Linked DNA regions of Homo sapiens: region 2 is linked to region 1. A link is an interaction called in ENCODE POLR2A ChIA-PET data of the cell type or tissue named here. Cell type or tissue: PC-9. All regions are shown on one strand.

The links. ChIA-PET counts read pairs that join two places held together with the same protein. Peaks named below come from ENCODE experiments on the same cell type or tissue, not always from the same donor. Only the 100,000 strongest peaks of a DNase experiment are listed, where the experiment ranks them.
Region 2: POLR2A ChIA-PET joins it to region 1 with 5 read pairs; 5 of 35 experiments call an interaction of 5 or more read pairs at or near these places.

Annotation. Positions count from the first base shown.
Region 1 is chr17:30,311,294-30,313,793 of GRCh38, forward strand. It overlaps LOC105371721 (a long non-coding RNA gene), which reads right to left. Exons shown (of 3, transcript XR_934656.2): 2 at 1,371-1,404. Among named protein-coding and RNA genes, the nearest start is that of BLMH, 21 kb to the left of the region's middle. In PC-9, no CTCF peak of the experiment used is centred here; DNase peaks (open chromatin) are centred at 808 and 1,168; H3K27ac peaks cover 1,022 bases.
Region 2 is chr17:30,481,494-30,483,993 of GRCh38, forward strand. All of the region lies in intron 2 of GOSR1 (golgi SNAP receptor complex member 1), which reads left to right. Among named protein-coding and RNA genes, the nearest start is that of GOSR1, 5.3 kb to the left of the region's middle. In PC-9, no CTCF peak of the experiment used is centred here; no DNase peak of the experiment used is centred here.

The DNA.
Region 1 (2,500 bases):
AACTATACAGTAACATGAAAATATGAGATTGTTATTACTAACTACAATTTAAACAGGCTAGCACTAGTGCTGCTATCAGGAGTGTCAGAAGAAGTAAGGACAAATCATTCAGGAATTCATGGGTTTCCACAGCAACACTTTACTGTAGGGATATGTTGGCAGGAACTCCAGATCTTCCATTTTTTATGTATATATATAAATATATATATATATACACATAAATAAAAATATACATATATGTGTGTGTATGTATATATATATAGATCTGAAGTTCTTCCATTATATATATATCTGTATATGTACATATATGTGGGTGTGTATATATATGTGTGTATGTATATATATACAATTTTCTGAGAACTCACTTTTTTTTGTGAATTTACAATAGTGTTCGCCATGTTTTCCACCAGTATGTATATGTAAACAACCCATGATGTAAGTTGTTTGCCACATAGCAACCTTGAAGTTGCAGAGATAGACTCTTGGGAAAAGATTACCTGAGTATTAGGAAATTTGTGATTAATGTGTCAATTTTATTCCCTATAGTCTCTGGCATGAGATTAATCATGATTTGATTTTTTAAAATAAAATGAGATGAATTTTATTCTGGCTTGCACTACTGTTATTACACTAAGTTATATTGTTTCTCAACTCTTCCTTTTCCTTGCCAATAAAATGGAGGCTTCAACGCCTACCTTTCAGAGGTTGTTGCAAAGATCGGAAATGATCTATGCAAACCCCTTGACAAAGAGTAATACTTGGTGATTATTATCATTAGGAGGACAAGCAAATATTTAGGGCAGCAATTCTCAGCTCCAGTCCTGCAACACTGCAGGGTGTTGCAAATTATCTCAAGGAGTGTTGTAACATTTCCAAAAGGCTCTCCAACTAAGATTATTGTAAATTTCCTTTATTTCCAGAAATAATTTCTCTGAGGGTCATTAGAAGTGGGGTTGTACTGATATCACTCAGCATATTATGAGATATCTCAGCATATTATGAGAGAGGTGAAGTTTTTATTATTCAACCTTTACCCCTTCTGTGATATCCTCTTTCCTACTCCAGTCCCAGGGTTTGGATCAGCCCAGGTATGAATCTCAGCTTAGTCACTCTCTATACATTAATTATGCATTCTGAACCCAGCGTCCTCATCTCCAAAGTTGCGACAATCATGACCATTTCATAGGATTGTTTACAGAGTCAAATTATGTGCATAAAGTCCTCAGCAGACCATAACTAACTGTCCCCTGACTTAGCTCCTCATGATCTTGCCTGATCTCTGGGGAAGCAATGAGTGAGAATTCCAAGAGCTGTTTCACAAAAATCTCCATGAGACAATGAAAGCCCAAGTCAACACTGTTGTAACCTACCTGCCAGAGGATGGCATATAGGATTCTTCTACTCCTAGACATTCAGGATTAAAACAAACAAACAAACAAAAAACATTTTTAAATTAGAGGAATTACACATAAAAATTCAGATCTCTGACTTCTCTTAAAGAATCACAAGATCTGGCCAGGTGCAGTGGCTCACACCTGTAATCCCAGAACTTTGGGAGGCCAGGGTAGGTGAATCACTTGAGGCCAGGAGTTCAAGACCAGACTGGCCAATATGGTGAAACTCTGTCTCTACTAAAAATACAAAAGTTAGCCGGGCATGGTGGTGCATGCCTGTAATCCCAGCTACTTGGGAGGCTGAGGCATGAGAATCGTTTGAACTCAGGAGGTGGAGGTTGCAGTGAGCCAAGATTGTGCCACTGCACTCCAGCCTGACAGAACGAGGCACTGTCTTAAAAAAAAAAAAAAAAGAAAAAAAAAAGAATCAGAAGATCTGTCCCTGATTATAATTATCAGCCTTCTTTTGGACACAGATGTGCTCTCTGTTTGCCACAGTCCCCACCATTCCCTATTATTGTACATCTAGCCTGCTTCACTCATTGATCTGCTTGATCAATGAGTGAAGAATTTGAATTCTTCACTGTAAGAATTTGAATCTGTAAGAATTTGAATCTATAACCCCTGGCCAATAGGGTCAGGAAAGTAGTCATGATGGTGGTGATGACAGGGGTAAAGCTGGTGGGGAAAGAGGTTTGTGAGGTTTTTTTCAATGATTCAAAAAGCCTATTGGCAATGATTATATCTTTAACCTCTAAAAGACTGCACAGGTTAACTAAAGCTCCAGATTTCTTTGCTTTTAGGTGGAATTCTGTCAACTAGGTAACTGTATTGTCATAAAAGAAGATCAAAATGGCAAACAGATATAATTGATTAATGTTTTAAAAATTGGAAAAACAGATAATTCTTATTAATTTTTTTATTATTATTATTTATTTATTTATTTTGAGATGGAGATTCACTTTTGTCACCCAGGTTGGAATGCAATGGCATGTTCTCGGCTCACTGCCACCTCCGCCTCTCAGGTTAAAGCGATTCTCCTGCCTCGGCCTCCTGAGTAGCTGGGATTACAGGCGCCAACCACTACGCCCAGCTAATTTTTTTGT
Region 2 (2,500 bases), 170 kb after region 1:
AGAACTTCAGAATAAGTTTGTATCAAAAATATAAGTGTCTAATTCAGCCAGTGTAGGGAAAAGGTGGCTGATTTGCCCGTGTGGCATGTATTTCTTGTGTTTTTCAATTGCTAAATGGACCTGTGGATCTACCCAGGTGCCAGGTATACATACTGCTTTTCTGGTGTTTATTGTATTAGAGGGTATCTAATGCACTGTGTATCCTTGTTATTAATTATCAAAGCTATCTTTAATTTTGGTACTTTTTTGGGAAACTAGTGTATTACCATATTAAATGTATGGAAAATACATTCTTATCTTTGAAGCTTATGCTCTCTGTAAGTCATCCACTTGTTTCAAGAAAATATTGGGAGTAGCCAGGCACAGTAGATGACGCGTGTAATCCCGGGACTTTAGGAGGTTGAGGCGGATGGATCACTTGAGCCCAGGAGTTCAAGACTAGCCTGGGCAACATGGTGAAACCCTGTCTCTAAAAAAAATAGAAATAAAAAAAAATTTTTTAATTAGGCAATATTTAAGACAGTTACAAAGAATAATATCATGAACCCCCATGACCCTATCTCCCATTTTTAAAAAATGATAATTACTCATTCCACTGAAGCCCCTTATGGCACCCCACTTTCTCCCACCCCATAATCCACATATATTCTTACTGCATGTTTATATTCCTGAGCAATTCATAGTATTCTATTATGTTATATAGTATATATATAATATAGTTATTCTACAACTTTTTCTTTAACATTTTTGAGATTCAGCTATGGATTCATTTAACTCTGGTATATTCATTTGTAATTCATATGTAGTATTTTATGACTATCACAGTTTAACCATTTGATGATGGCCATTGTTTCTAATTTTTGCTAATTAATAATAATTTTGATAGCTGACATAAGAGTGTTCATTATATGTTAGGTAAGAGCTTTCTATAAATGCTGCTGGGAACATTTTTACGCAGAATGTTTCTATATACCTAGCGGTGAAATTGCTGGTAGCAGAGTTGTTGTTAATCCACACTTATTTTACATACTTTTTCAAAGATTAGAAGTGAGTAGGATATTTGTCAGCTAATAAAAACAATGAAATCTGAGCTTAGATTTGAATCTAGATCTATCTCCAGAGCCCACACTCTAAACCCTACTATAGTGTATACATTTGAACAAAAAGCTGATTTCAACACTATAGCCAAATTACTATTTCTTTTTCATAAGGACTCCTTGGTTGTAAAGGCAGCAAGGCCAACATTGACTCTAGGATCTAAAAATAAATTACTAACACATCAAATAGATTGCATTGCTTTGGGCTTGGCTTTATTTAGCAAGTAAAGAGAATGAAGAATGTTCTTTCTATGCATTTTCTATGTTCTGTGTGCTTCATGAACTAATACTTTTGTTATTCCTCTAAAGGAAAAACTATCTTGAAAACATTTCCCAAGAAATTCTACCACAAACTGAAACTGGCTTTGTAGAATTACTTCAGCCTAACTCCCCTTCTAAATAAAAACCTAAGGCCATGAGGATCAGGATTTGATGTCTATTCTAAAGTGTCTTGTTTGATGCCCAGGTTGGAAGCATGTCACTATGAGTCAACTAAGCAATAACTAGAATATTATTTATTCCAGGCATCTTTCTTTCTTTTTTTTTTTTTTTTTAACTTTCTGTATTTTGAGAACTTCAAGGTCTATGAATCATTACCCACCTATAAGATGAATTAAATTTAACTGAATCCCAGTATTGTGAAGAATTAGTGTTTGGCCATTTCCCTTTACTCTTACACTGTCCTGATGAATATATGAATACAATGAGTATAGAATAACCAGTAGTAGAGATTGCTCTCGTGTTCATTCATTTATTCAGCAGAAGTTTAATGAGCATCTACTATGTGCCAGGCTGTATACTAGGTGCTAGGCATATATCTATGAATAAGACAGAGCAGTTTTTTCCTTCCTTCATGAAGCTTTAATTCTATTGGCATATTGTTCTTTTTCATATATCTGGTAGAGGAGGATTTATATTAGTAGTCTACAGAGCATTTATTTAATACTTTTCATTTGCCACACCCAGGCACTGTCACAGGGTAGCACAAAGTCTTCAGTAAGATTGGAGACTATAGTCATTGCCTGGGCATTTATCTGTGTCCAGTATAACTCTGATCTGTATTGAGCTGCTCATCAGATGCTAATACATACCTAACCTGATGAAGGTTAGTGGTGTTTTGGAAAAGGCAAAAGAAACACTGAGGACAGGTGGGTTTAGAATTTGAATCTGTCAAACCTAAGTTTCACTTGTAAAAAGATAGATTTTTGACTATTCAGATTTGAAAAGGCAATTTAACACAATTCTACAAAACAAAAGGATGATTGCATACTGTAAGTGAAAATGGAGAAGATTAGTACCAAAGCATGCAGGACATGGCTGTATATATTGGATTTAAAGCCAGTTCCTGAGTATTCGTTAGCTAGTTATCCAATCTGTGGATCATTTAAACCTCAATCTTATTT